Regions from separate parts of the Homo sapiens genome. Here region 2 is linked to region 1. Evidence: chromatin loops called from intact Hi-C (ENCODE). Cell type or tissue: HCT116. All regions are shown on one strand. Each heading gives the region's core, and the rest is flanking DNA. Links, peaks and the distances in the headings are about the cores only.

What was found. Peaks named below come from ENCODE experiments on the same cell type or tissue, not always from the same donor. Only the 100,000 strongest peaks of a DNase experiment are listed, where the experiment ranks them.
Region 2: it touches region 1 in a loop (8-fold over the local background); 25 of 110 quality-filtered maps call a loop at or near these places.

Annotation. Positions count from the first base shown.
Region 1 is chr1:91,276,442-91,292,582 of GRCh38, reverse strand. It overlaps HFM1 (helicase for meiosis 1), which reads left to right. Exons shown (of 39, transcript NM_001017975.6): 31 at 15,521-15,601; 32 at 15,840-15,955. Among named protein-coding and RNA genes, the nearest start is that of HFM1, 120 kb to the left of the region's middle. RefSeq lists a silencer at 2,735-2,949. In HCT116, for the core only: a CTCF peak has its summit at 9,688 (motif pointing left); a DNase peak (open chromatin) is centred at 9,682.
Region 2 is chr1:91,159,687-91,175,827 of GRCh38, reverse strand. No RefSeq gene overlaps it. Among named protein-coding and RNA genes, the nearest start is that of ZNF644, 150 kb to the right of the region's middle. RefSeq lists an enhancer at 10,462-10,611. In HCT116, for the core only: CTCF peaks have their summits at 9,509 (motif pointing left) and 10,361 (motif pointing right); DNase peaks (open chromatin) are centred at 9,527 and 10,367.

The DNA of each region.
Region 1 (16,141 bases), core at 4,925-12,924:
CATGGAATGTTCTTCCATTTGTTTGTATGCTCTTTTATTTTCTTGAGCAGTGGTTTGTAGTTCTCCTTGAAGAGGTCCTTCACATCCCTTGTAAGTTGGATTCCTAGGTATTTTATTCTCTTTGAAGCAATTGTGAATGGGAGTTCACTCATGATTTGGCTCTCTGTTTGTCTGTTATTGGTGTATAAGAATGCTTGTGATTTTTGCACATTGATTTTGTATCCTGAGACGTTGCTGAAGTTGCTTAACAACTTAAGGAGATTTTGGGCTGAGACAATGGGGTTTTCTAGATATACAATCATGTCATCTGCAAACAGGGACAATTTGACTTCCTCTTTTCCTAATCGAATACTCTTTATTTCCTTCTCCTGCCTAATTGCCCTGGCCAGAACTTCCAACACTATGTTGAATAGGAGTGGTGAGAGAGGGCATCCCTGTCTTGTGCCAGTTTTCAAAGGGAATGCTTCCAGTTTTTGTCCATTCAGTATGATTTTGGCTGTGGGTTTGTCATAGATAGCTGTTATTATTTTGAGATACGTCCCATCAATACCTAATTTATTGAGAGTTTTTAGCATGAAGTGTTGTTGAATTTTGTCAAAGACCTTTTCTGCATCTATTGAGATAATCATGTGGTTTTTGTCTTGGTTCTGTTTATATGCTGGATTACATTTATTGATTTGCGTATATTGAACCAGCCTTGCATCCCAGGGATGAAGCCCACTTGATCATGGTGGGTAAGCTTTTTGATGTGCTGCTGGATTCGGTTTGCCAGTATTTTATTGAGGATTTTTGCATCAATGTTCATCAAGGATATTGGTCTAAAATTCTCTTTTTTGGTTGTGTCTCTGCCCGTCTTTGGTATCAGGATGATGCTGGCCTCATAAAATGAGTTAGGGAGGATTCCCTCTTTTTCTATTGATTGGAATAGTTTCAGAAGGAATGGTACCAGTTCCTACTTGTACCTCTGGTAGAATTCGGCTATGAATCCATCTGGTCCTGGACTCTTTTTCGTTGGTAAGCTATTGATTATTGCCACAATTTCAGCTCCTGTTATTGGTCTATTCAGAGATTCAACTTCTTCCTGGTTTAGTCTTGGGAGAGTGTATGTGTCGAGGAATGTATCCATTTCTTCCAGATTTTCTAGTTTATTTGCGTAGAGGTGTTTGTAGTATTATCTGATGGTAGTTTGTATTTCTGTGGGATCGGTGGTGATATCCCCTTTATCATTTTTTATTGTGTCTATTTGATTCTTCTCTCTTTTCTTCTTTATTAGTCTTGCTAGCGGTCTATCAATTTTGTTGATCCTTTCAAAAAACCAGCTCCTGAATTCATTAATTTTTTGAAGGGTGTTTTGTGTCTCTATTTCCTTCAGTTCTGCTCTGATTTTAGTTATTTCTTGACTTCTGCTAGCTTTTGAATGTGTTTGCTCTTGCTTTTCTAGTTCTTTTAATTGTGATGTTAGGGTGTCAATTTTGGATCTTTTCTGCTTTCTATTGTGGGCATTTAGTGCTATAAATTTCCCTCTACACACTGCTTTGAATGTGTCCCAGAGATTCTGGTATGTTGTGTCTTCGTTCTCGTTGGTTTCAAAGAACATCTTTATTTCTGCCTTCATTTCGTTATGTACCCAGTAGTCATTTAGGAGCAGGTTGTTCAATTTCCATGTAGTTGAGCGGTTCTGAATGAGATTCTTAATCCTGAGTTCTAGTTTGATTGCACTGTGGTCTGAGAGATAGTTTGTTATAATTTCTGTTCTTTTACATTTGCTGAGGAGAGCTTTACTTCCAAGTATGTGGTCAATTTTGGAATAGGTGTGGTGTGGTGCTGAAAAAAATGTATATTCTGTTGATTTGGGGTGGAGAGTTCTGTAGATGTCTATTAGGTCCGGTTGGTGCAGAGCTGAGTTCAATTCCTGGGTATCCTTGTTGACTTTCTGTCTCGTTGATCTGTGTAATGTTGACAGTGGGGTGTTAAAGTCTCCTATTATTAATGTGTGGGAGTCTAAGTCTCTTTGTAGGTCACTCAGGACTTGCTTTATGAATCTGGGTGCTCCTGTGTTGGGTGCATATATATTTAGGATAGTTAGCTCTTCTTGTTGAATTGGTCCCTTTACCATTGATTAATGGCCTTCTTTGTCTCTTTTGATCTTTGTTGGTTTAAAGTCTGTTTTATCAGAGACTAGGATTGCAACCCCTGCCTTTTTTTGTTTTCCATTTGCTTGGTAGATCTTCCTCCATCCTTTTATTTTAAGCCTATGTGTGTCTCTGCCTGTGAGATGGGTTTCCTGAATACAGCACACTGATGGGTCTTGACTCTTTATCCAATTTGCCAGTCTGTGTCTTTTAATTGGAGCATTTAGTCCATGTACATTTAAAGTTAATATTGTTGTGTTTGAATTTGATCCTGTCATTATGATGTTAGCTGGTTATTTTGCTTGTTAGTTGATGCAGTTTTCTTCCTAGTCTCGATGGTCTTTACATTTTGGCATGATTTTGCAGCGGCTGGTACCGATTGTTCCTTTCCATGTTTAGCACTTCCTTCAGGAGCTCTTTTAGGGCAGGCCTGGTGGTGACAAAATCTCTCAGCATTTGCTTGTCTGTAAAGGATTTTATTTCTCCTTCACTTATGAAGCTTAGTTTGGCTGGATATGAAATTCTGGGCTGAAAATTATTTTCTTTAAGAATGTTGACCCTCTCCCTCTCCCTCTCCCTCTCGTCTCCCTCTCCCTCTTTGCACGGTCTCCCTCTGATGCTGAGCTGAGGCTGGACTGTGCTGCCGCCATCTCGGCTCACTGCAACCTCCCTGCCTGATTCTCCTGCCTCAGCCTGCCGAGTGCCTGGGATGCAGGCGCGCGCCGCCACGCCTGACTGGTTTTTGTATTTTTTGGTAGAGACGGGGTTTCGCTGTGTTGGCCGGGCTGGTCTCTAGCTCCTGACTGCGAGTGTTCTGCCAGCCTCAGCCTCCCAAGGTGCCAGGATTGCAGACGGAGTCTCGCTCACTCAGTGCTCAATGTTGCCCAGGCTGGAGTGCAGTGGCGTGTTCTTGGCTCGCTACAACCTCCACCTCCCAGCCGCCTGCCTTGGCTTCCCAAAGTGCCGAGATTGCAGCCTCTGCCCAGGTGCCACTCTGTCTAGGAAGTGAGGAGCATCTCTGCCTGGCCGCCCATCGTCTGGGATGTGAGGAGCCCTTCTGCCCGGCCGCCCAGTCTGGGAAGTGAGGAGCGTCTCTTCCTGGCCGTCATCCCGTCTAGGAAGTGAGGAGCATCTCTGCCCGGCCGCCCATCGTCTGGGATGTGGGGAGCGCCTCTGCCCCGCCGCCCCGTCTGAGATGTGAAGAGCGCCTCTGTCCGGCCGCGACCCCGTCTTGGAACTGAGGAGTGTCTCTGCCCCGCCACCACCCCGTCTGGGAGGTGAGGAGCGTCTCTGACTGGCTGCCCCATCTGAGAAATGAGGAGCCCCTCCGCCTGGCAGCCGCCCCATCTGGGAAGTGAGGAGTGTCTCCGCCCGGCAGCCGCCCCATCCGGGAGGTGGGGGGCAGCCCCCGCCCGGCCAGCTGCCCCATCCGGGAGGTGGGGGGTAGCCCCCACCTGACCAGCCGCCCCGTCCGGGAGGTGGGGGGCGCCTCTGCCCGGCCGGCCCGTCTGGGAAGTGAGGAGCCCCTCTGCCCGGCCGCCACCCCGTCTGGGAGGTGTACCCAACAGCTCATTGAGAAAGGGCCATGATGACGATGGCGGTTTTGTTGAATAGAAAAGGGGGAAATGTGGGGAAAAGAAAGAGAGATCAGATTGTTACTGTGTCTGTGTAGAAAGAAGTAGACATAGGAGACTCCATTTTATTCTGTACTAAGAAAAATTCATCTGCCTTGGGATGCTGTTAATCTATAACCTTACCCCCAACCCTGTGCTCTCAAACGTGTGCTGTGTCCACTGAGGGTTAAATGGATTAAGGGCGGTGCAAGATGTGCTTTGTTAAACAGATGCTTGAAGGCAGCATACTCCTTAAGAGTCATCACCACTCCCTAATCTCAAGTACCCAGGGACACAAACACTAGGGAAGGCAGCAGGGCCCTCTGCCTAGGAAAACCAGAGACCTTTGTTCACATGTTTATCTGCTGACCTTCCCTCCACTATTGTCCTATGACCCTGCCAAATCCCCCTCCCCGAGAAACACCCAAGAATGATCAATAAATACTAAAAAAAAAAAAAAAAAAAAAAAAAGAATGTTGAATATTGGCCCCCACTCTCTTCTGGCTTGTAGAGTTTCTGCCGGGAGATCTGCTGTTAGTCTGATGGGCTTCCCTTTGAGGGTAACCCGACCTTTCTCTCTGGCTGCCCTTAACATTTTTTCCTTCATTTCAACTTTGGTGAATCTGACAATTATGTGTCTTGGTGTTGCTCTTCTTGAGGAGTATCTCTGTGGCGTTCTCTGTATTTCCTGAATCTGAATGTTGGCCTGCCTTGCTAGATTGGGGAACTTCTCCTGGATAATATCCTGCAGAGTGTTTTCCAACTTGGTTCCATTCTCCCCGTCACTTTAAGGTACACCAATCAGACGTAGATTTGGTCTTTTCACATAGTCCCATATTTCTTGGAGGCTTTGCTCGTTTCTTTTTATTCTTTTTTCTCTAAACTTCCCTTCTCGCTTCATTTCATTCATTTCATCTTCCATCGCTGATACCCTTTCTTCCAATTCATCGCATCGGCTCCTGAGGCTTCTGCATTCTTCACGTAGTTCTCGAGCCTTGGTTTTCAGCTCCATCAGCTCCTTTAAGCACTTCTCTGTATTGGTTATTCTAGTTATACATTCTTCTAAATTTTTTTCAAAGTTTTCAACTTCTTTGCCTTTGGTTTGAATGTCCTCCCGTAGCTCGGAGTAATTTGATCGTCTGAAGACTTCTTCTCTCAGCTCGTCAAAGTCATTCTCCGTCCAGCTTTGTTCTGTTGCTGGTGAGGAACTGCGTTCCTTTAGAGGAGGAGAGGTGCTCTGCTTTTTAGTTTCCAGTTTTTCTGCTCTGTTTTTTCCCTATCTTTGTGGTTTTATCTACTTTTGGTCTTTGCTGATGGTGATGTACAGATGGGTTTTTGGTGTGGATGTCCTTTCTGTTTGTTAGTTAGTTTTCCTTCTAACAGACAGGACCCTCAGCTGCAGGTCTGTTGGAGTACCCGGACGTGTGAGGTGTCAGTCTGCCCCTGCTAGGGGGTGCCTCCCAGTTAGGCTGCTTGGGGGTCAGGGGTCAGGGACTCACTTGAGGAGGCAGTCTGCCCCTTCTCAGATCTCCAGCTGCATGCTGGGAGAACCACTGCTCTCTTCAAAGCTGTCAGACAGGGACATTTAAGTCTGCAGAGGTTACTGCTGTCTTTTTGTTTGCCTGTGCGCTGCCCCCAGAGGTGGAGCCTACAGAGGCAGGCAGGCCTCCATGAGCTGTGGTGGGCTCCACCCAGTTCGAGCTTCCCGGCTGCTTTGTTTACCTAAGCAATCCTGGGCAGTGGCGGGCACCCCTCCCCCAGCCTCGCTGCCGCCTTGCAGTTTGATCTCAGACTGCTGTGCTAGCAATCAGCGAGACTCCGTGGGCGTAGGACCCTCTGAGCCAGGTGCGGGATATAATCTCGTGGTGCGCCGTTTTTTAAGCCCGTCGGAAAAGCGCAGTATTCGGGTGGGAGTGACCCAATTTTCCAGGTGCCGTCTGTCACCCCTTTCTTTGACTAGGAAAGGGAACTCCCTGACCCCTTGCGCTTCCCGAGTGAGGCAACGCCTCGCCTTGCTTCGGCTGGCGCACGGTGCACTGCACCCACTGACCTGTGCCCACTGTCTGGCACTCCCTAGTGAGATGAACCCGGTACCTCAGATGGAAATGCAGAAATCACCCGTCTTCTGCGTCGCTCACACTGGGAGCTGTAGACTGGAGATGTTCCTATTCGGCCATCTTGGCTCCTCGGTCGTGAATGTGATCTTATCTGGAATAGAGTTTACAGATATAATCAAGTTAAGGTGGACCCTAATCCAATATGACTGCATCCTAATCCAATATGACTGGTGTCCTTATATGAAAAGGCAAAAAGACACAGACACCAAGAAAACTCCATAAGAATACCAATACAGAGGAAAGACAGCCATGCAAAGACAGAGGCAGAGATTATAGTTATGCTCCCACAAGCCAAGAAATGTCTAGAGCTATCAGAAACTGGAAGAGTTGAGGAAGGATCCTCTCCTAGAGAATTCAGAGGGAGTATGGCTCTGCCAGCAACTTATTTCAGACTTTTAATCTTCAGAACTGTGAAAGAATAAATTTCTGTTGTTTTAAGCCATCCAGTGTGTGGTACTTTGTTATAGCCACCCTAGAAAACTAATATACTAATCTGTGCTGTTAAAAGTCAAGATAAAGATTACTCTTGACAAAGTTGACTAGAATAGGACAGAAAGATAGTTTCTAGGGGTGCTGATATTTCTCTGTTGTGGGTAGTACTGAACTCTATATATATAATTTCCTTATTAAGTCAAGAACTTTCACCTTTTCACTTAAAGGAAACTACAGCTTCTCTTTGGCACATCCAAATTGCCAGCATTGCTACTCTTGTGCTTTGGGGCCATTACTAAGTAAAACAAGGGTTACTTGAACACAAGTACTGTGATACCATGACCGTCGATTTGATCATTGAGACACCTACCAAGTGACTAAGGGGTGGGTAGCATATACAGCCTGGATATGCTGGGCAAAGGAATGATTCACATCCAGGACAGAGTGAAGTGGGACAGCCTGAGATTCTATCATGCTACTCAGAATGATGTACAATTTAAAACTTATGAAATATTTATTTCTGAAAATTTTCATGTAATATTTTCGGACCAGAGTTGACCTTGGGTAACTGAAACTGTGGAAAGCAAAATCATGGATGAAGGGGGCTACTGTATGTAATCATCCAAATCTTAGGAACTTATGCACATCCGTATTGTACAATTCAATTTTTATATGCAAATTTATATATCCCTGGATAAAGATACACAATTATACCTCTAAACCTAACATACATACACTCTTTCTTAGTAACTGACACAATTAAGGGGCAATAGATTACCCTACTAAGGCTGTGACACCAAATTTGGGCCTTTTCAAAACAATCCAAATTTCAGTTGTTCTAATCCCTTGTCAAATGGTGTTATTAAATGATACAAACTGATATTTAGTTCAGAGAATATAATTGCTAAATGGCTATTTCCAAATATGCTTTCAAGTTGAACAAATGTTTCAATTTTGTATATCATCAAATTATAGGACTATATATAAAAACAAAAACATGCACCTTAGGGAATATAAAATAATGAAAAATTCTTTTCATGCTTTCTACAACTTATATTAGTCCGTTTTCATGCTGCTGATAAAGACATAACTGAGACTGGGTAATTTATAAAGAAAATGAGGTTCGATGGGCTCACAGTTCCACGTGGCTGGGGAGGCCTCACAATCATGGCAGAAAGTGAAAGGCACGTCTTACATGGTGGCAGACAAGAGAGAATGAGAGCCAGCCGAAAGGAGAGACCCCTTATAAAATCATCAAATCTTGTGAGACTTATTCACTACCACAAGAACAGTATGGGGGAAACTGCCCCCATGATTCAATTATCTCCCCCAGGTCTCTCCCACAACATGTGGAAATTATGGGAGCTGCAAATCAAGATGAGATTTGGGTGAGGACACAGCCAAACCATATCAAACTTTTTGAAAACATTCTTTTAGCTGCAGTTTCTCACATATGGTTATAGTTCCAAGAGATAAAATTCTTGTATAATTTGAGGAAGAACATTTTTGTTATTTTTAATATATGGCAATGTGAGACATATTTTTAAGTTGTAAAAACAAAAATTAAAAAATTTTCAGGCCTGCTCTCAGTATATGAAGATTAGGCATTTAAACTTCTTATCCTTTAAATGCATTCTAAATAAGAATTACAGGCTTTGCTTAATTTGAAGAAAATCTATTTGACATTAATACATTTATCTTCATTTGCAGTATTATTCTGAATATGAATGTCTTGGAGCTAGGTACAGTGGCTCACACCTGTAATCTCAACAATTTGGGAGGCCGAAGGCAGGCAGATCACCTGAGGTCAGGAATTCCAGACTAGCCTGGCCAATGTGGTGAAACCCCATCTCTACTAAAAATACAAAAATTAGCTGGGCATGGTGGCAGGCACCTGTAATCCCATGTAATACGAGCTACTCGGGAGGCTGAGGCAGGTGAATCACTTGAGCCTTGGGCGGAGGTTGCAGTGAGTTGAGATTGCACCACTGCACTCCAGCCTGGGCAACAAAGGCAAAACTCTATCTCAAAAAAAAAATAATAATAATATAATAATAATAATAATTAATGTAGTTGAATGAATACAAGGATAAAGCCAGTCCTCAGGCACATTGTGTGTACATTTAAATACTAGTTAAAAGGCAGTCTACTTTTCTTTATATTCTTTGGTGTGTATGTGCATTAAGTTGCAAAATCAAGGACTCCAGTTCAGTGTATTCCTTTTCTGCATAAATAAATAACAAAATGATAGTAAAATATTTGACAGAAAAATGAAAAGGAGACTCTCTCATCATTAAAAAAAGTAAAACCATGAATTGCATAAATCTATGATTAGCATAAATGGAGAACTGCAAAAGTGAAAGTAATACTAAAAAAATACTCCAGTAGCTTCTGCACAGACCAAATTATTTGAATTTATAATTAGAAAGTTATGCTAAGTGTGACAGAGATTCTTGCTATTTTTTATTTATTGTCTGGACTTCTTTTTTTAAAGAAGTGACCCTTGCCCCGCCACCTGTTAATGACTCTGTTAAAGTAATTTTAAGTATTTTCTTTCAATACATTTCTATTTGATATTATTAATAAATTTACTTTAAATGCTTGGAACTAGAGACTTTATAACATGTAAATTAATACAATATGTGGCAAAACTATGAAAATATTTGCACCTCAGATTATGACAGTGATGGAATATGGAATCTGCTATCTTTAGAGTATACTTAAGAGTGCAGCTTAGGCTGGGCACAGTGACTCACACCTGTAGTCTCAGCACTTTGGGAGGCCGAAGTGGGTGGATTGCTTGAACTTACAGGTTCGAGACCAGCCTGGGCAACATGGCTGGTCTTTACAAACCCTGTCTCTACAAAAAATACAAAAATTAGCTGGGTGTGGTGGTGCATGCCTGTAGTCCCAGCTACTGAGGGGGCTGAGTTGGGAGGATCACTTGAGCCTGGGAGGCTGAAGTTTCAGTGAGCCGTGATGGTGCCACTGCACTCCTGCCTAGGTGATAGAGCCAGACTTTTTCTCAGAAGAGTACAGCTTAGATTATTTTTTTTCTGAGAACCTTATCTTTCTAATTACCAATATCTGTAAGCTTATATTTGCTAATAAGATAAATTCAGACAATTCTCAGGAGGTAGGGAGGGCGGCAGGGTAAAGGGAGCACTTTTATTTTCAAAGTACCATTCGTAACAAAAATACAGCAAAAAGATTTCGTCAGGTAGTATCCATGTGCTAGTGTTCTATAAACAAACAAACAAAACTTGCATACAGTCCTCATTCCTGACAAGACTTGCCAACTTTGCCTTGAAATTTTTGGGAGCCCTCGGAATCTCTCTAATTAGAGTCCCAGATCCTAGTTGCTGCCACTGGGAGCAAATGTGCTTAGTCATTGTGCACCACCTTGTGGCAGCGTTTAGACATGCATCTTTTTTAGAAGTTCTTTAGTATTTAAGACCCAAAGGCAACTCTTTATTCTTCATTTTAAAACAGCAACTTGCAAAGCTTTTCTTCCAAGTCTTCCCACCTCAAAACAAAGGTTCCTTCTCTAAATAACTTAAATGAATCCTCTGGGAGAGCTAAAGCAACTGGTACAACTAGAGAGAGAATTGTTGATAGATCAGTCTCTGGAATTAGACTACCTTGAATTAGAATCTCAAATTTGCTACTTACTAACAGCATAGTCTTGAGCATCTTACTTAACCTCTGTAAGAATTAATTTTCTCATAGGTGAAATGGAGATATAATAGGAACCTTATAGGCAGACAACCAAGGGTGATGAGACATTTTAGGAAAATGTAGAATGTGTGAAAGTCCAAAATAAGGAAATAGAAAATGGATGAAAGAGCAACAGGATAATTCAGGAATGTAATAAAACCTAATATAAAACTTTAGTAACGTCCGAGAAATTAAAGATTAAATTGCAACCACAAAACTGAATAGGATGCCATTTTAAAATAAAAAGAACCAGAGCAAGCACAGAGAAGCAAAAATTATGTTTGGAAGGAAAACCGGAGGTCTCGAACATAAAGTCAATACCTTCTCAATGAAAGCAAAAAGTCAAGGAGACAGAAAATATAAGAGAAAAGGGGGGCAATTTAAGAACCCAGTATCTAACTTATAAGTGTTCAAGAAAGAACAAACAAATCAGAAGAAATAATTTGAGAAACGTTTTCAGAACTGAAGTGAGACAGAAATCTTCACATTAAAAAGTCTTACTTAATGCTAGTTAGGATGAATGAAAGGTCTACAAATAAAGCTAATTGCAATATTTCAGAACATTGTGGATAAAGACAAAATTGTAAATGCTTACGAGGCACAAAAATTTAAAAATGTAATAGTCTTTTAGTGAGCAATGTTGGATGCTAAAAGTCAATTGATTTAAAATTCCAGGGGGAAGCCAGGCACAGTGGTTTGTGCCTGTAATCTCAGCTACTTGGAAGAATGAGAAGGCAGGAGTGCGTGCGCCCAAGAGTTCGAGGCTGCGGTGAGCTGTGGTCTCACACCTGCACTCCAGCCTGGGTGACAGAGCGAGACCCTGTCTCCAAAACTGTAATAATAAAAAATAAAATTCCAAGGGAAAAATGATTTTCAACCTTATGTTCTATGCCCAGCCAAACTACTAAGTATGAAAGTAATATAAAGATGCCTTAATACATTCAAAGATTCAGAAAATTTTATTCTTATACATCCTTTCTTAGGCAGTTGCTCAAAATTGAGCACCAGTAAAACAAGAAAGAAAAAGCCCAAGAATCCATTTGTAGTAGATTCAGCCCAGGAACTTAATGAAAGGAAGTTCAAAGGTGACAGTTACAGGACAGGTCTAGATTGCATTAGGAGGCAGATAGAGGGTTCAAGGAAGGAGGCATTGATGAGGGGGGAATAAATGGGTGAGGTATTCCCATGTATTTGCTTTTACCCTTCAACTATTGAGTGAACTTAAAGAAACAAGATGGATATTGCTAGACAAAAAGGAAGGCTGCAAAACTTCAGGGGAAGCAATATGCTGCTCAAGAAAGAAAACCACTCCACTTGATTCTGCATTAAAAATATTTTTACCTTCTGTATATCTCTCAAATCAGTCTATTCTCTGTAACTCTACTACCACCACCACTCTGGAGTTACCATGATTTCTGCTTAGACTTGTACTGGTTTTCTTGCATCCTTTCTGTCTTATCTCAAATCTGTTCTCCATATTACACTCTATATGGTGACGTTTTTCACAATGCAGATCTGATTGTGCCCCCTCTTCGGTTAAAACATTTCAGTGGCTTCCCATAGCTCTTAGAATCTAAATCATTAGCATCCCCTAGAAGGTTCTATATGGTCACATGGTCAACCAGTCCCTAAGCAGCAATGTAGTGGTAGCTGCTATGTGGTCTTGCCTCACTTCTGTAGATTTGGCTGGTAAGGACACCCTAATGGATTTAAACAGTTTATTACTTACACAGATGGCAAAGCAAGATCAGCATGGTATTAGCTGCTTACATCCCCAATTCCACAGGATGATACCAAACTAGGGGGGTCAGATGACAGACAACATGAGTGGTGGGTTGCTTTGTTTTTGAGAAGTGAACTCTAGGCTTCAGCTAAGCAGTTTTATCTGAAAGGGGCAAAATGGAAAGTTCCATACCTTAGTGGAATCAGGGAGGCAGATGAGAAACTGCCGCATGGCAAGTCTTCTGCAAGATCGAGGGTCTTCTGCAAGGTATGGAGCAAATGTGAAATGGCCTTTGATAGCTCCTCACAAGACTACCTATCTTGCCATTTTTAAGGATGATCATGGGGCATTCTGCCAACAGTTGAGTCTTACCTACATGGCCTATATGGAGATATGCAATTGCCATGGTGCCATGGTGGAACTGTTCCCCTACAAACATAGGCTGCCTTTACTACCACTATAGTCTCATCTTACATACTTTCTCATATTTGCTAGCATCAGTCATATTGACCTTTCAGTTTCCCCAATGTGCCATGCTTTTCCTTGTCATAGAGCTTTAGCATATGCTATCCCCTCTGCCTGAACTCTAATTTCTCCTCCTTCTTTGCCTTCTTAACTTCCCTTCTTTCTTCAGTGCTCAGCCCAACGTTCCTGACCAGAACAGCTTCACCTGTTACCACATAGCATGATGTACCACTCCTTCACAGCATTCAGAACAATTTTAGTTTAAAATTTATTTGTTTAATCTTGGATTGATGTAATAGTAGAGATAGCGGATATAATATATACATTAATATATTTGTTTATCACTTAATTGTCAATTGTTTTTACATACTTAAATTACATTTTATTTTTACGTCTCTGTGAGGTAAACAGAACAGATATTAAATCTTTTTTCCCAAATAAGAGCCTATATTAGAGCTCATTTTTTTTCTATTTTAGTGTTCCCTGTACTTCACCACTATGTTTTTTCTGTAAATACATTCAATATAAGGCAGCATACAGTAAGCAAGAGGCACAGAGAAAATGCCACAGGGGCCCAAAGGAGAGGGAAATCAGATCAGGTGATCACCATAGACCTCCAACCCAGAGGTGCCATTTGAGTCAGACTTGAAGGTTGGTAGGCATCTGTTGGGCAAGGAAATGAGGGTCTTCTAAGACAAGAGATAGTATCAAAGCTACAGTTATAAAAAGGCATGGAACTATTTGAAGAATGGCAATTGAATGTGTTTTGATGGATGTAGGGCTAATATGGGTCCCAGGAAGGGAAGCTGGAATTGGATCATGCAGGACCTTGAAGATGGAATTGATTTTGCTGGCAGTAGGAAGTAACTCATGTTTCTAAGTGGGCAAATTGGTCTGATCAGCATTGGACTTTAAAAGTATTAAATAAGCAACAATGTGTAGAATAAATTGTATCATGGAGGACTGGATTCAAAGAAACCAGTTCTGATCTAAGTGAGAGGTAACAGGACCATGACTTGGGACAAAACACCTGAAACAATAAGTCGTGACACACTTTACAAAGTTTAAAGTCAAAGCCTTTCAGTCAGTGCCTAATAGGAACACACTTGGGTCTGAGGAACGTTAGGTTTATTTAACATACTGCAGCAAAGGAGAGCACCATAGCCACAGAACTGTGGGTCATCTCAAGGAGCCAGGAGGATTTTCTTATAGGATTTCAGAATCTTATTATAGGATTTCAGAATCTTATTATAGGATTTCAGCTTGTGCTGGGTGACTCTTAGGAAGGTTTAGGGAAAGCAGAGATCAGTTCTAGATTGGATGCTCTCAGGAAGTAAGATGTTGGATATTTTGGTACATTTTTTTTTTGGAAGTGAGAGGATTTAAAAAATAGTAGTCATCTGTGTTAGCCAGAAGAGGGGGATGTTTCATTATTTTTTATGTTTCTTGAGAGTTCTTTTCTCTAGTTTCAGAAACATTTACATGGTAGTCTTATCTCTGTCTTCTTCTACTATGGTCACAGAGTGGCCTTATCTGGGTATTTATATTCTCAAAATTGTTTGCTCAATTGGGAATACTGTGGTTAGCTGTCAGCTTCCAGCCGCCCAGGTGTTTTCTTTTTACCTTATCAGTACCCAATACATTGATCTGTTCAGCTCTAAGGACCAGCCGTTGCCTCATATGTTGAGCAGCCTCATCCATTTACCCTAGGCTGCAATATGTATATTATCACTGTCTAGACGTGCCATGACTTGGAAAGCTTGACTGAACAATGGTACCGAAAATGAAGAGTAAAGTACCAAGAAATGTTGTAAAGTTTTCAAGCTCTCCACTATCTCCAACATTTCTGGTTCACTTAAAATCTATGCTGCAGCAAAAATAAGCTGATTTCAGCTCTTACAATCGGTGATTTGCTGCTTTTGGGTATTTGCCCTCCACCTGGAATATCTTCCCTTTGTCTCATTCTCATGTTCGTATTTCCATCTGTCCTTCAAGGACCAGTTCAAACATCTCTCTCCTTCCCCGTGCTACTAGTGAGAGCTAAGATCAAGAAAAAGCTGATTTAAAATATAATAAATTAAGAGTAAATCATATATTTAGATATATTAATTCTAACTTAGAGGAGTCAGGATGGAAACAATCTCTCTTTCCTGTAAATTCATATAGCTAATTTCTTAGATCCCTAAAGCATTTATTTCTAATATGTATTAAATATGTATTACATCTTGTTTACTAACTTCTGTCAGCAGTACCATCAAAATGCCATAATGTTTACTTCTTTACAGGTTTTTCAGGCTTGAGTACAAAGCAACAGAAGTGTTTTTAAACTCCACCCTCATTCTTACCTCATTTAGTAAAAAAGTTACTGATATGTGGCCATATTTGGCCCTATTTTATATATATATAATATAATGTATATAAAGTATATATAAAATATAATATATAAAGTATATATATTATATATTAGTGTATATATTATATATAAGCATATATAATATATAAGTATATATTATATATATAAAGTATATATAATATATATTAGTATATATTATATATAAAGTATATATATTATATATTAGTATATATTATATATAAAGTATATACATTATATATATTAGTATATATTATATATAAAGTATATATATTATATATATTAGTATATATTATATAAAGTATATATAATATATATTAGTATATATTATATATAGTGTATATATTATATATATTAGTATATATTATATATAGTATATATTATATATATTAGTATATAGTATATATATAAAGTATATATATTATATATAAAGTATATATATTATACATATTTAAAGTATATATATTATATATATATAAAGTATACACACACACACACACACACACCCACCAGGGAGATTATACACACACACCAGGGAGGTTGAGAGAAGCTTGTAGGTGGCTAGATGTTTCTTGTTGGGAGTAATAGTGGGGCAGGGAGTAACTTATCAAAAATATGTTTTAAAAATTACCAGGCATGGTGGTAAGTGCCTGTAGTCCCAGCTACTTGGAAGGCTGAAACAGGAGGATCTCTTGAGCCCAGGAGATTGAGGCTGTAATACTAATTATCATGCCTGTGAATAGCCATAGCACTCCAGCCTAGGCAAGATAGCAAGACCCTATCTCTTTATTAAAAAAAAAATTACGTGGATTACAAAACACTTGAGAAAGTATAAAAATCAATATTTTTGTATTGTCTGAAAGGAAGGAAACTGGATAAAAATTAATTATATTAAATTAACAATAATAAATGTAGTGACAAATGGATTTGTTTTTCTTATATTAATTTAGGAACGACTGCCAGCAAAAAACCTGGGAACCGAGAATGCAATCATCTTTGTAAAAGTAAACATACATGTGGACATGACTGCTGTGAGTTCCTTAAAACAAGTTTATTTAAAGTGTTCAAAATTGAAAGGTCTTTGGTGGATAGTAATGACATCCTAATTATGTATGATATTTATATTATGCAACTTAATAATGCAAATAATTTTCTCTCTGTGGGCAACATGAAAAAAGTAAATACTAGATTTGAAATTTTAAAGAAATTTGACTTTATAAGAATAAGATCTGAAGTTTAACCTAAAGAATCTGAAGTTTCTTTTCATAGGTAAAATTGGAGTTGCACAGAAGTCAGAAATTAAAGAGTCAACAATTTCTTCATATTTATCTGATTTAAGAAACAGGAATGCTGTTTCATCTGTTCCTCCAGTTAAACGTCTGAAGGTTAGTTTTAATAACATTTTTCCCATTGTTCTGTAGTTAAACGTATATAAATATTCTTTGTTCTGTCTGTCAATTAGGTATCCACAGTGTACTATAGAATTACTTGTGGGCTTGACTAAGAATATTACCATTATTCATAATCCATCTTCCCTTCTTTCTTCTTTCCTTTTTTCTTCTAAATCTTTC
Region 2 (16,141 bases), core at 7,044-15,043, 120 kb after region 1:
TCCTGAAGCCCACTCCAAGTCATGATCAGAAGACTCCTGGGGAAGTGTATCATCAGAAAAAGAAAAGTTAGATGACTTGAACATTTAGTGAAATAAAACTAATACTGCTCAGTCCTTCCACTGAGCAATAGAACTAACTGGGGCTAGAAGACTGGAACTCAATTGGCCTTACCCCGCACATTCATTCATCTTCACATTAAGGATACTTTTGCCAATGAGAGGGAGTGACTCAGTTTGTTGAGTTTGACCTCCTTTAACTTCCTTTAAGTGAATCTTCCCCAAATGGCACTCTGCTATTCACAATAATCAAGAAAGCATTCTCAGGAAAACGTTTTTGCAGTCTTAAAAGTAAGGCTACTACCTCTTTACCAAGGGATACTTAAAAACAAAATCCTCATCTTATATTTGAGCATATATGATAACCATTTATAGTCAAGAATCAGTAATTAAGTAGGAACCTCTATAGGGTGGGATTCTCTTCCCTGATTTCCCACGGCCTCTGGGATCCAGCCGCAATTCCTTTGCACTGGGATTCAAGGCCCTTTTGCTTGTGCCACTAGCACATGCCCTGGCACCTCTCCTTCCTCTAAGCTGCCAAAGCTGACTAGCTTTTCTTCTAATGGGCATATTCTTCCTTTATCTATGTTACCTCTTCCCTGGATTGCTAGTGGAGTTTTAGAGGCCCTGGAGCCATTTTGCCTTCATCAAGAAACTTCGATTCTTTCTGATATTGATCTTGTTGTTTGGCTCTCAAAGGGCAGTCTTATTTCTGGTTCTCAGGGAAGCAGGGTGAGGTGAGAGAGTACCTTACTAACGCCCCAAGTACACAAATAAGGGCACCATCATCATAACATACTTGAGACTACAAAAGGAGTTGGACTTTGACAGTTACCTGTATACAGCACAAGTGTGAAAACACATGCACACACACTTCCTCTTTGTAGCCTTTGCTTCGAGATCTCTAGTGACAAAATTCTTTTGAATGAAAATGTAATGACCCAAAGTAACAAAGAGAAATATCTGTATTTTCCCTTAAGCTTAACAGAGTTCATTATTATAACTTTCTCTCTCTCTTCTTTTTTTGAGACAGAGTCTTGCTCTGTTGCTCAGGCTGGGGGACAGTGGCACGACCACAGCTCACTGCAGCCTCAACTTTCCCCACCTCAGGCAATCCTCCCACTTCAAGCCTCCCGAGTAGCTGGGACTACAGGTGCGTGCCACCATGCCCTGCTAATTTTTGTAGTTTTTGTGTAAACAGGGTTTCATCATGTTCTCCAGGTTGGTCTTGAACTCCTGGGCTCAAGAGATCAGCCAGTCTTGGCCTCCCAAACTGTTGGGATTACAGGTGTGAGCCACCGCACTTAGCTATTATAACTTTTTCTAAAATGACTTAGTACAACAGAACTTTAGTGACAAATAATTGTAAATAATGATCAGAAAATTTAAGTTTAACACACAACTCAAGTTATGCCATTTCCTCTGGGTTTATTTGTGGGTCCCCACAATAATAGGGTGGTTTTGACTTCCTTACTAGTTAGTTCCCTTTACAGAATTCTTGCTGCATATGTTGTTGCATTTCTTGCATTATTAGTATCCATTTCTTGACAAATGAAGAGGCTGTCCCCCGTGCACTCCTACCCTACTGTACAGGGCTGTCCTGTGGTTCTGGGCAGGAGGTGAATCATTCAGGACACCTGTGCTGAAGGGGCTTTGATTTAATGATGCTGGACATAGAAAACAAAAGACCTGATAAATGGAAGAGAAACTCCCTGGAAAGTATGAAAATCGATCTTTGAGCTTTAAAATTGTCCCCAGCAGAAGTGGCTCCCTACTATGTGTAGCAGAGACTGCTCGTGTTCACTGAGACCACAGGTTCCTCTGTTCCCAGCCTCCTTGCAGTTAGGAGGGGCGGTATGACTGGGTTCTATCCAATGTGGGCACAACGTGTATACCACTTCAAGGCTTGGCCCCTAAAATGCCCCGCAAGCTCTTTTGCGGTCCCTCTCTTTGCTAGCTATGTTCCTGGAGCAAAGGACTCTGAGAAGTCAGAACCACATGCCATGTCAGGAGCTGAACCCCTGAACTCATGACTTAAAGTTGCCTGACCTGTGATATTCACAGGGGACCTTGTGTGAATGAAGAATAGCTTTTATTGTGTTAAGCCACTAAGCTTTTGCAGTTGTTTCTTGCCACGCTTAGCCCAGCCTCGCCTGACTGAGGGAGGTGGGCAAGCCCAGCGAGTCAGCATGCTGCCAACACTCCATGGAGTCCATCCCCAGATTCCTCTGTCTCTTTGTTCTGATGCACGAACACAGGATGCACGCACCACCCAGGACGTTTTCACTCTGGGAATCCAGCCAGCTCCATACTTTCCAGCACATTTGTGAATGATTTTCTTATTGAATAAATATTCCAGATGGAAAAGCCCATCAGACCTACTATTGTGCCCAAACTTACCTGGGACCTACTCAAAGTGGACTGTTTTAAGGCTGAATCTAAGCTAAGGTCCTTGAAGCGTAGCCAGATCAAAGCTTGAATCCAAATGTAAGCCAGTGCCTGCCACATATCAGAATCTCCACAAACATGGGTTGAAGGAAGGAAGGACAACATCCTTCATCCTGATCCAGAGACAAGCAGGAAGCAAAATCAAGGGGTAGGAGCTTGCAGAAACTGCAGTAGAGCAGGAAGAAGGGATCGTTCTGAAAATGCAGTGCCGGCGGCGCCATGGCTGCCTGCATTGGCAGGGAAGGCTTGCATGGTGTATATATTTTTTAAGAGCAGTTTTAGGTTCACAGCAAAATTGAGCAGAAAGTACAGAGAGTTCCCATATACCCCTTGCCCCAACCCATGTGCATAATTAGCCTCCCCCATTATCAACATTCCTCACCAGAATGATTCGTTTGTTACAATTTGTGTCCACTGTTAGTGGACACAAATAAACAACTTTGTCCACAGCTTTCTCCTAAAAGGCATTTTTCCACAGCCCAAAGACCCCAAGAATTCTTTAGATATCCATGTAGAAAAGGAAAGCCCATCTAGGATCCTGCTAGACATGAACAGAGTCTGTGGCTCCATTCCCAGCATTCTCTGGAGTTTAGCTTGAGAAAATAATAAGAATCCTATAGGATCAGTGATCTCACTCATTTGGACTACAGTAAATCTCTTCTATATTACTGCTCAGCCTCTGAGAATATTATATTGGGTCTCATTTTATTAAAGAATGTCATGCATACCCAGAAGTCGCTATTTAATTTTTAGCTGCAAGATACAATTTTGAAAAACCATTATCTAGAAAGTGCAATAATCAAACAATGTAATCATGAATGTTAAACCTCCTTGGAATATTATTTTAAATGCTTGCCAGCTGGAAGCAAAAGTTGACAAGGAAGTATCTGACTTGGTTGGCTTTGTAATTTGTCAAAGCATCTACACTTTCCAACATGATATATTTGTTAAGATATGTTTTTTTTCTCTGCATGATTGTTTTGAAACTATCAAAGAATACAAAATCCTTAAACAAGGAAGACAGATTTGCATTTTCTATTTGTTCCAGCCTAAGATTTAGGATTAAATCACTTTAAGAGACAGAATTGAATCCTTTCTCAGAGGAGCCAGACGGTCCACATACATCATCAACTGCCTCTGAGCTTTCTGGCTGCTCTGTGAGATCAGACTCGTAAATTCTGTGACATAGGGAAAACATCAGAAAGCCACGGCATGCATTTTAAGAGCCCAGCAAGCTGGATTTACACTGTCATGAAAGATTCCTGGCAATTTCCCCATTTTTCCCGTCACTCAACATTGAATCTCCACAGAAAGGGTCGATTGGATATTTGGCCCGTGACTGTGAGTCTGGGGGGGTGATCCAGCTATCTGGCAAATGTGCCACCCTCCCTGCCTAAGGGGGCCCAGCAAGTCTATGCATCATCGAGCAGTTCCCCAGGAAGGACATCTTTTTGCGGGGTGGCTCTGAACTTTGTTTCAAGCAACTCCTGCCATCTGAAATACGCTTCTTGATCAGTGAACTCCTCATTTCGTTCTCACACACTTCCCACCTACCTCTCTCTCAGCACTATACTATAACTTACATATTTGTCTTCACTATTGGGCATTGAACTTATGGAGTGTGCTTCTCTTAGCACTTTGAATGACTAAATATCAATGTCTGCTCCTTACAATACCATTTCTAAGGAGTCCTCGATGGACCCCAGAAGGGGTGGTGATGTCTGGCCCAGGCCTTATTGTCTTTGTATGACCTGAATTTGGCACTTACCAGGCATACAGCAGGCACTTGAGATGAATGGGTGAATGTGTCCACCTGCTTGGGGAGCCTGGGGATGGATCAGGGATTGATTTTAGCCTCTGGCTTCTCTTATTCACCCTACCTTCTACCTTCAAAACCTTAGGCAAGATAGTGAACCTTTCTTTAAGTTTTTTTTTTTTTTTGTCTATGAAATGGGAATGATAGTGTTGCCTACTTCATAGGATGTTATGAATAGTGAATGGTGTATATATCTATTATATAAACTAAAAGCTAAAATGATAGCTTGCGCTAGTAAGAGCTCAATAAGTCTTAGCTAACAAAGTGAGTTCTCAAAAAATATGAGCTGTTCTTACTAGACATAATAATGCCTTTCCAAATAGCCTACTCCATTGAACTTCCTTCTACAGCCTAAGTCTCTGTGTAAAAAAGTGATGGTTATTGGGTTTACTTAGAGGAGCTATTTGCTGGGGCCTCAGGGATTCTGGTAAAGTAAATAGGGCTTTTTTTTTTTCCTGGGAGTGTGCTTCCCTTAGCACTTTGAATGACTGTATCAATGTCTGCTCCTTAAAAGGAAGACTGGAAGCAGGACCTTCATGCTTCTTTCCACCCCAATGCCATCTCTAAGGAGTCCTTGATGGACCCTGGAAAAGGTGGTGATGTCTGGATCTGGCTTTGGACAGCGCTTCAGGTTATAATGTCACTGAAAGCCCACAGACCCAGGAAGGACTCTGAAGGGTACAGGGAGCCCTTGAAAGCAACAAGTCCTGCCCTGTGCAGATGATGGGGAAAAAACTTGGCCACCAGCCAAGGGCCTCTACTGACTTCGCAGGCATAAACTATCGAGTTTTAAACATTCTAGGCAAAAGGGTAAGGGTCTGTTTGAGAGAATGGACATGGGCATGGGTTGGGGGGCGGATAGCTGTGCAAAGCTGCCCCAGTCCTGAGGGCAGGTATCTCCATCCTCAGACCTGCCTTGCCCTCTGAGCAGGGGGCTGTGAATTGGGGAAGCAACTATCTGAGTGTTGTCTGGGGGAGATGGGGAATGGAAGAGTAAGTAAGAATGAGACACCCTAGACCCATTTCCCTGGAGACTTCCGAAATCCAGAGGCCCTCACCCGCAAAGGAAGAGATTGTGTGATGTTGGCCCTGAGTCCATAGGCAGGTGACATAGGAGCAAGTTCTAGCTCTCTGTCTATCTGTTTGGGGCCTTGGGTGGTCACTTAGCCTTGCCTTGGCCTCTCCTCCTCTAAAATGAGGCTAATACAACTATGTCACAGAGCCATTGTCAGTCTCTAATGAAGTAAGGCTTGGGATGTGTTCTGAGATCTATAATGTGGTAAATTAATAGCAAGCATTTTACACATAATAATTGTACTTATGATTTAAAGACTCCTGGGATAGAACTGAACTAGGTTTGGTCTTGTGGGCTAGAAGCTGTGGCAGCGATGGTAGAATGAGTCCCATGAGGTTGGATGCCCCTTTCCAAACTGGCCTCTCTCCCTCATCCTTCCTCCACAGCCTGGATAAGATTGGCAGTAAAGGAGAGTGGTTGAGGGTACGGAAGCCAGAAGGCCTGCATTTGAATCCTGTCTCTGTCACTGACTAGCTTCATGGCCTCAGGTAAGAAATTTAAATTTTCTGTATCCATTTCCTTGTTTGTAAAATGGGGATGATATTGGTGCCTACCTTGTAGGATGTTGTAAACACTGAATGATTTAATGCATGTATTATTGTTAAAAATGATAGCTAACAAAGTGAGCACTCAGAAACTGTGAGCTGTGTTTATTAATCATGGTAATGTCATTCCAAATGGCCCAACTCCATTGACCTCTCTGCTCACTCAAAGTATACTGGGTCTGCTGGGTTTGGTGGTGCCTGCCTGTAATCCCAGCTGCTCAGGAGACTGATGTGGGAGGATCACTTGAGGCCAGGAGTTCAAGACCAGCCTGGGCAACAGAGAACCCTGTCTCTTGAAAAAAAAAAAAATACACAACACACACACACGCACGTGTACACACACTATATATATAGTACATATATGTCTATGTAGACATATATACATATGTATATATGTATATATGTATGTATGTATATATATGTATATATACATACATATATACATATATACATATATACATATGTGTATATGTATATATGCGTATAAATGCATATACATATATGTGTATATACGTATATATACATATATGTGTATACACGTATATACACATGTATATACGTGTATACACGTATATACGTGTGTATATGTACCTATATGTCTATGTAGACGTATATACATATGTATATATGTACCTATATGTCTAGACGTATATACATATGTATATTCGTACATATATGTCTCTGTAGACGTATATACATATGTATATTCGTACATATATGTCTATGTAGACGTATATACATATGTATATTCGTACATATATGTCTATGTAGACGTATATACATATGTATATTCGTACATATATGTCTATGTAGACGTATATACATATGTATATTCGTACATATATGTCTCTGTAGACGTATATACATATGTATATATGTATATATGTCTATGTATATATGTATATATGTGTATATATGTATATGTGTATGTACATATACACATACATACGTATATATGTATATATACATATACACATACATACGTATATATGTATACATATATGTATACACATACATGCATATACATAGATGTATACACATGTATACACATACATGTATGTATATGTGTATATGTATATATGTATATGTGTATATGTGTATATATGTATATATGTATGTGTATATATGTATATGTATATATGTATATGTGTATATAGACATATGTGTACACGTGTAGACATAGACATGTGTACACGTGTAGACATGTAGACATATGTGTACACGTGTAGACATGTAGACATATGTGTACACGTGTAGACATGTAGACATATGTGTACACGTGTAGACATGTAGATATATGTCTACACGTGTAGACATGTAGACATGTCTATATATGTCTACATAGACATATATGTATACACACACACACACACACACACACACACACACACACACACACACAAAGAACACTGGGTCCTTTCCACCCTGGCAGGTCAACCAGGAAGCCAGAAGAAAAAAAAATTAGAAATCTCTGAAAAATGAAAATGTCTTTTGAGGGGAAAGGTTATACACCACGGGTGTTTATATGATTCACTAGGAATCCAGTAGATCCAAAAATTGGGGCTGTTCCCTGATGGTCCAATTTGACTTCCTATAGAGGAAGGCCCTCAGGGAGGCATCACCTTAGATCAGCAGGACGTCCTCTCTTCTTCAGCTTCTCCAATGCTACTGCCAGTGAGAATCATACACTTTAAGACAGGGAAGGACCCTACAACATCACTCAGGCCAATGAATCGTGCGGTCCAGGGGAAAGACAGTTGACTGAGGGAGTTCTGTTCTTGAGAGGCAAAATCCACTACCTGCCTCCCAGAGCCAAATGCAGACAATGCAGTCCTGTGCTGCATAAGTGAGGACTGAGGATGTATTCCAGCAGTTCCATGACACTCCTGGAGCATCTACCAACCTACCACAGTCCTGTGCCACTAAGAACCTCATGGTTTAGTAGAGGGAGGCACACAGTGAACATCTTCTCAACACAGTGTGGTTAGAGCCATGCTTTGGGTATTCACGGGGTTGTGGGGAAGCCAAGGACAAGGGCACCAAGCCAGGCCCAGGGCATGTGTGGAAGGTGCTCTCCAGGAGTTACTGACACTTGAGCTAAGTTTGAAAGGAGGAAGAGAAGTAAATCTAGGAGGAAAAAATGAAAAGACCCTCCAAGTAAGAGTGGAGAGAATGAACGAGCGGATCAGTGTGGCTGGAGGCTAAGGTGCCAGAGGGAGGGGAGGGTGACGAGGCCAGAGAGACCAGGAGCCACGGTATAGGACTCATGTTCCTGAATGGAACAGGACTTTAGCTTGGATAATGGGAGCCACCAGTAGGGTTTTCAGCAGAGGAACTGTGCAAATGTGCAGTCACTTGGGGGCTGACTGGTAGAGGATGGATCGGAGCGGACAGACCTGGAAGATGTTCAGCTGGCTTCCCTGAGTGATGCTTGGGTTCACCACTTCCTTAGTGAACAACAGGGCTTCCTAGAGACCGATGGCAACAGGCTCACGATGACGTTCCACATGTGCCACCAAATATCTATCCCTCACTCTGTGGTAACTATCCTTAATTATCCAGGTATTCCGTCACCACAACACAGCTCATGTACCCACGGGGGACACTTTACTGCACCCAATGGGCATGAGGCTTAGGCTCAAGTGAATAAGCACAACTGTATCCCTCTGGTCATAGTATTTGCTTTAAAAATGGTCAAGTGGCCAGGTGCAGTGGCTCACGCCTGTAATCTCAGCACTTTGGGAGGCCTAGGCAGGTGGATCACCTGAGGTCAGGAGCTCCAGATCAGCCTGGCCAACATGGCGAAATCCCATCTCTACTTAAAATACAAAAATTAGCTGGGCATGATAGTGCGTGCCTGTAATCCCAGCTACTCAGGAGGCTGAGGCAGGAGAATCTCTTGAACCCGGGAGGCAGAGGTTGCAGCGAGCTGAGATCGTGCCACTGCACTCCAACTCCAGCCTGAGTGACAGAGTAAGACTCCGTCTCAAAAAAACAAAAACAAAAACAAAAACAAAACAAGAATGGTCAAGTGATTCCATTCAGGCCACTGAGGCTCATGGCAACATTTTTCTGGGGGCTTTGGAAGGTGAAATGTGCAGATGTGAGGCCGGGAACTGCTGCAGCTATTTTCCATCATGAGGGAGGCACGCCTACAACAAAGCTGGCCTGTGGAAAGCAGAAAACATCAGAAAAATGGTTTAAGGCCCTGATGATGGGGTGAATCAAATGGGATCAAAATGAATCAAAATGGGATCTTCCTCCCTACAGAGCAGACCTCTGGACTTTTCAGTCACAGGACCCAATATAGCCCCTTTGTTTTCTAAACCTTTCTTTCTTGCTTGCAAAAGCTCAGAGCTCAGGGACAATAATGTCTCACCTAGAGCACAGTAGTTGGAACTGGCCAGTTCTAAACAGGTAAAAAACAAAATCACAGGGTTTTCCTGATTTTTTTTAGAAAACTTAAAAATTGTTTTTAAGGAAAACGATTTTTCAAAGCTCTCTGCTCTATGGGACTTGCCTCCCAAATCCACTTATTTTCTGGGTCCCCGTAAAGCAGTGGAGCGCTGCCACCTGCTGGCTGCAAAGCACAATGTGCTCTAGAAAGTAGATGGAGAGCATTAATGCTGGAAAAGGCCCTAAAGGTCAGCGTGGGGAATACAATTAAGGGGAAATTCGTTCTCTGCTAATGTATATTGTTGAGCTGTTTGAATTTTGATTGGGAGTTTTATTTCTAAAAAAATAAAATAGGGACAGTCACTTACACAAATATTTCGTATCTTGTGGCATTTGTTTATTATACTTGGTTAATTCATCAATACCTGACATTTCCTTGAAAAGCAACAACTACAATCACCATCACGAAAAACCCCCTCCTTTCTCTCTCTGCACAAGCACATCTGGAAGCACGCATGCACATGCTTTGCCTCTACTAACTCTGCCTGAAGCAGCAACCAACTCCCCTTAATTCGGTTTCTGGTGCAGCCGGCCAGCCCATTTCTTACCTGTCTGATTTTCTAGGCAGAAGTCTGACCTTAGTCCAGTGCCTTTTTATTCAGGAAAAACTTAACAAGCTTTCCAAGTATTCTTCTTAGAGTCTCTCTCCAGACTTCATGCAGGGCGCAGCCACAGATCCCCTCCCACCAACCCTGGGAGAGAAGGGATTTAACAGCTTCTCACTTTAAAAATTCTCTTTGCAAATCCTCTTTGCCTTTTCCTAATGGCTCAGGAATTTAAAAGGTGTTTACCCTGTTCTTAATACTACTTTGAAGTTTCTGCACAGTAGCCCCTTTGGAATTTAGCATTTATTGTATTCATGCCTCAACCAAAACTAAAATAGTAAAAATCCCATCATGAGTGCTGTTACAAATTCCCTCCTGGCCTCCATCTGAGGTGGACCTGCCCAGGGCCAGAGTAACAGTAGCCGCAGCCTACCAGCAGGTGGCGCCCAAACAAGCCTTATCGCCATTGCTCCATCTGGGACTGAGCTTGGTGCTAGACGGTCACCCTTCCGCACAAAAGCCTCCCTCCACTACAACCCCCCTTCAGCCTGCTAAGGTGTGACTTAGATGTTTCCTGGACTTTGGCTTCTGTTACCGGTAAGCCCTGACATACCTGCCCAGTCCAGCGGGCCCCCTCCTCCAGGGATCTTTCCCTGTGTTGCCCGAAACTCAACCCACCAGCTGGGGCTGACCTGGCTGCCCTCTTCCCTCCTGGATGTCCACAGCCACGTTCTGCTCTGCATGACCGTGCTCTCTCGAACCAGGCTTGAATTTTCCAAGTCTCTCTAGACACAGCGTTGTGGACTGACAGCCCACCTCACGGAGTTCACCACATAGCCAGGCCGGCTTTCCCTGGCCCCTTTCTACCTTGTCCAGGAGCCTCTTACCCCCTGAGGCAGCGTTGAGGCTGCTCCCCCACGTCCACAGTACATGTGCATTTGTAGCCTGGAGCTGACAAGGCCCAATATGATCTGGTCCTGTTCTAACGTCATCTTGTCTGCCCGTCTCAGCCTTCATCTCCACTGTGCATGTTGGGAGAACCTCCAGTCTCTCATAAAAGCCCACTCTCTCACTATTTCAATATTCTTCTGTTTTAGCCCATTCAGCTGCCATGTGGTACCTGGCAGTTTCCTCCAGTCCAGTTCCCAGTGGAGTGTCTGTGCTAAAGTTTCTGAGGCCCGCCAAGCCCATGAAGGCCCGCCACAGCTGCCATCTCCCTCAGAGTTCACCTACATCGTGTGATGTCACCTTCACTGAGCCACAGTGGGCACCAAGGGCTCAATGACATCGGTGGGCCCCTCTTCCCTGTTCCGTGTGGCCAGAATGTTGTTCCCATTTTGTCCCTCTATCATCCTTTAGGAATCAGCATTGACGGCCTTCTCTGTGAACCTGCTCCTGCATTTGTAACAGGAGACTCACCTGGATTGAAGGTGTGGTGCCTTCACCTGGGTCCTGCAGCTCCTCTGGCCCAGCCTCCTCAAGAGCTCCTGTCTCTCAAGCCCACACTGATCCCCTCTGAGCTGGCTACACCAGGCCTCTTTGCATCCCTCTGCCCATGGGGTTTAGAGTAACTTTACTCTAAACTGGGTTCAAAACCTGGCTTCTCTACCTATTAACTCTGTGTGACTTTGGGGAAGTTACTAAACCTCTCTGAGCTTCTGCCCCCTTTGTAAAATGGGGTTGGTATTAGCATCTGCCCCATAGGTTTGCTGTGAGGCTCCAGTGAGATTGACGGTGCACATAAAACACTTACTAAAGACCTGGCAGAGATTTTGCATTCCGTAAAGGGCAGCTCTTGTTAACCGCAAAAACCAAGGCTGCTCCCGACATTGCTCTCATCAGGGTAGGAAGTGACTTTCAAGACAGGAACTAACTTCCTTAACTTTGTGTGCACACCTAAGATGGTGCTTGATACACAATGGGGACTCAAATGTCTATTGAACTGAAATATTTGATAGCACTATGTTCTCTCTTCTCATTTAGGTTTTATCTTTCTTGTGGATAAAAATTACATGTGTCTTCTGTAGACTGACTTTTTAATTTTGGTAAAATATACATAATGTAAAGGTTAACCATTTTCACTGTTTTTAACTGCACAATTCAGTGGCATTAAGTCCGCGCACACTGTTGTACAACCATGTGGTATTTTTTAAAACATCCACAGCAGCCAGCCCAGGAGCAGGAATAGAAGCTGAATTGATATAGACTGAGTGGACGTGGATAGAGAAGCCCTGCACCAGCAGGCAGGCTTCATTCAAACAGGGGCTGTGCCTGTCCCCCAGCACTCGGCACAGTTCCTGGACATGGCAGGTGCTCAATAAACGTGAAATGTGCCACAGCAGGAGTTGCATACTGGCAGGGAAGCGGGACGGGGCAGTGAGGCATGTTGTTTGGGGCCACACAAAGTTTTTCTTTTTTAAAGTTTTAAAAAATAAATTGTTTTGAATAAATTGCGCTCTCACACAAAAATCTATATTGTAGTTTCTCTTGAAGAACAGAAGGTTCTAGCAGCTTTGGGCCTGCATTTTTGGATGGCAGCACTCTGCTAGCACTGAGCGTGGGCTGCCCCTTTAGACGGTGTGAATGGTCTCCAGGCCGCTGCTCTCACTGAAATGACTCCACTGCTCCCCTGAGCACTCGAGTTTCAGACCCTTGCCATAGAGTCAGATGAACAGGACTTGAGACTTACTTCCTCAGCTGAACAGCTCAGAGCTTTTAAGGAGGTCAGCCAGCCTCTGAGCCTCCACATCCTCATTTGTAGAATGGGAAAATTGGCAGCTTCCTTTCCGGGTTTCTTTGCAGAGTGTTATGAGATCTTGTATATCAAAGTATGTGAGAGGCTGGGCGCTGTGGCTCATGCCTGTAATCTTAGCACTTTGGGAGGTTGAGGCAGGAGGATCACTTGAGTCCAGGCGTTTGAGACCAGCTTGTGCAACACAAAAAATTGTCTCTACAAAAAATTAAAAAAAAATAGCCGAGTGTGGTGGCATAAGCCTGCTGTCCCAACTCCTTGGGAGGCTGAGGCAGGAAGATCGCTTGAGTCCAGGAAGTGGAGGCTACAGTGAGCCCCAGTGCACTGCAGACAGGGCAACACAGTGAGACCCTGTCTCAAAAACAAAACAACAACAACAATAGCAACACCAAGTATGTGAGAAAATGTCAGGACCATGATACAAATGCTGGCCCTTCACCACAGGCCTGCTACCTGCAGTCTTTGTGCCTGCACTGAGGATGTATGGATTCCCCTGCCAAATGGAATCTCCAGGTTTTTTTTATGTTGCATCCTCATCTGGGAAGACACCAGCACCTGGAAAAGCCAGGGTGCTGGGGCACTATCTGGTCAACACAGACAGCTACCAGGTACCTCCATCACCTGTCAGTCACCCCAGGGCTTTCACAAAGTCCCTGCCTGGGTGTGGCACAGTTGAGAGTAAGTTCCTTGGGCACAGGCCTACTCTCCAGTGCCCTTTCATCTGAGGGCCCCACACACCGCACAGCAGCCCCACAGACATCGGATTCCACGGCGCACATCAGTGCATAACGCATTGCGTATTTGCCACTCCTTAAGCCAACACCTAAGAGAGGGGTTTTTGGCATCAGAACACCACCAGTTCCCTCCTCTGCCTCCTTCTGTCACTCTCCCTGCCCTTCCATTCCCTTCCCAGGCTAAGTTTCCATGGTACCTTTTCAGCCTCTGCTGTTAACACCATCCTTTCAAAATCTAAAGGAAATGAGGGCTCTTTCCCTTTAAGTCCTTTTTACAAACCCCTTTCTCTCGATTCACCTGGAAAATTCGGGTCCACTGTGTTTCATTAGTAGCATCTTGATATCAAAAAAGAATTCAAGACAAGAAATAAATAGAAAAGTAAGTCAGGTGATTCTGTTTTGAAATAAAACAAGTTTGTTTAGTAACTGGTTCCAGATTGCCTTACAGTCTTGCTTGGCAGGAAGAGATTTATTCCTGATAGCGTACCACATATCACACTTGCTCTTCTAAGACATTTGCTTTTATCTCCAGCAGTTCCTGATGGAATAGATACAAAGAAAAGACTAGAGCCTTGTTTAAGCAGGGACTAGCGTGTTTGCATCCTGACACCAGAGAAGATCTGATCATCTGAGAGCTTCCAATCTTGGGCTTAACAGCTTTAAAAAAATCAAACATGTTAAAACAAAACAAAACCATAGAAAACAAAAGCACAGACAGGCATTGCACATATTGCAATCTTTTGTGTAAAAAGCGGTAACATGCCCATGATACCAGAACCAGCCACCACCTAAAATGAGATGTGCAGTTTGCCTCTTCTAGAAGAAAACTAGGCCTCCAGAAATTGAATATTAGTTTCCGAGGAAAAGCAGAGGGTCCTTTGACAGCATTTCATTGTCAATGAACCCAGAAACTCTTCTGAGACTCATTTTTGCCAGGAGCGGCAGCCTTCTCCCAAGCCAGGCCCTTCGGTAGCAGCGCCTGCCCTGGGCCTTTCCTTGCCTTCCTGTCTCCTTCAGTCCACTGCCACACGGTCCGGGGGGTACTCCCTGGCTTAGCAAATCTAAGTGCTGGAGGCTCTTTAGCCAAGTTGCACAAACCCGCTACAAACTGGCTTAAACAAAACAGAACAGCCCTCAGAAACTTAACAGCGCTGATGTACAGACCTTCGCTCCAGACCTGTCATTAATAGGAATCAGCTCCCATCTCCTGATCTCAGTGTCTCTCAGCTCCACATCCCAGGAGAGAGATTCTGTGTGCTCCAGCTTGGATCACATGTCCCTCCTGCTGCAGTCAGCTAAGTCCAGGTAGGAGGGTCTCATAGACATGTGGCTCTTGAAACTCATCTTGGACTTCGGGAGGTGACCAAAGGAGCAGGTCATGGCTGGCCAGACACCCTAGGAGAAATCTGCCACTTCATACAACTTGGTTTTGATGAGTGGCTGTGGCAGTGTTACAGTAGGTAGCGAATCAGACATGAACAGGGCAAGAGAGGGCCTCACTACCCCACCAGGAATTCCAGGCGACCATCAGGTGGTGGTCAGGCAGTTGTTACGCTGTCTCTCTAAAATAACAGTTGGTGGCAGCCGGCGCCAGGGCAAGGCAGTCTCCCTATAGAGAGAAAAAAACCTGAAAATAATCAGCAGCTTCCTGATAAGATCTCAGGAGTTGCGTGAGTGAACGCAAGTGTGCGCATTAAGAGGCAAAATGGTGGAGTTTAACTGGTATATGATCTTAGGGACATTCAGCTGGTAAGGGAAAAAAAAAAACAAAAACACCTCAAGTTGAGCATACGCACAACTCCAGTAAACACACTGCGCATGATCCCCTCCCAGGCTTTGGCAGACAACTGCGCATGCGGACATCCCACCCCAAAGGAAGTCAGGGGAGAAGGAAGGCAAGACTCCAGAAGCATGCCAGCATATAAAATCCCAAGTCAAAAGGTCAAATTGAGCACTTGTCTTTCAAGTTGCCCGGTTGGCCCTCTTCCAAGTATACTTTTCTTCCTTTCCTTCCTGTTCTAAAGCTTTTTGTTTTGTTTTGTTTTGAGACAGAGTTTCGCTCTTGTTGCCAGGCTGGAGTGCGATGGCACGATCTTGGCTCACCGCAACCTCCGCCTCCTGGGTTCAAGAGATTCTCCTGCCTCAGCCTCCTGAGTAGCTGGAATTAGAGGCCTGTGCCACCAGGCCTGTCTAATTTTGTATTTTTAGTAGAGATGGGTTTTCTCCATGTTGTTCAGGCTGGTCTTGACCTCCCGACCTCAGGTGATGCACCACCCGCCTTGGCCTCCCAACGTGCTGGGACTACAGGTGTGAGCTACTAGTAGCGCCCAGCCTCTAAAGCTTTTTAATAAGCTTTCACTCCTGCTCTAATACTTTCCTCGGTCTCACCTTCTGCCTCATGCCCCTTGGTCCAATTCTTTCTCCTGTGGAGGCAAGAATTGAGGTTGTTGCAGACCCATAAGGATTCACCGCCAGTAACAGCAGGGGTGGGACTTCTGTAGTGACTTACTCCCAGCATAGAAGCATTATTTATCGGGGGATGAGAGATCACATGGCAAACTTAGGAGCTGTGGTTGGGGGAGGTTGTATTAGTAGTTTTCTATGGCTGTTATAACAAATTACTACAAACGTAGTGGCTTAAAATAACACAAATGTATGATCTTACAACTGTAGTTCAGACATCCAACACAGGCCACTGAACTAGGAACACGGC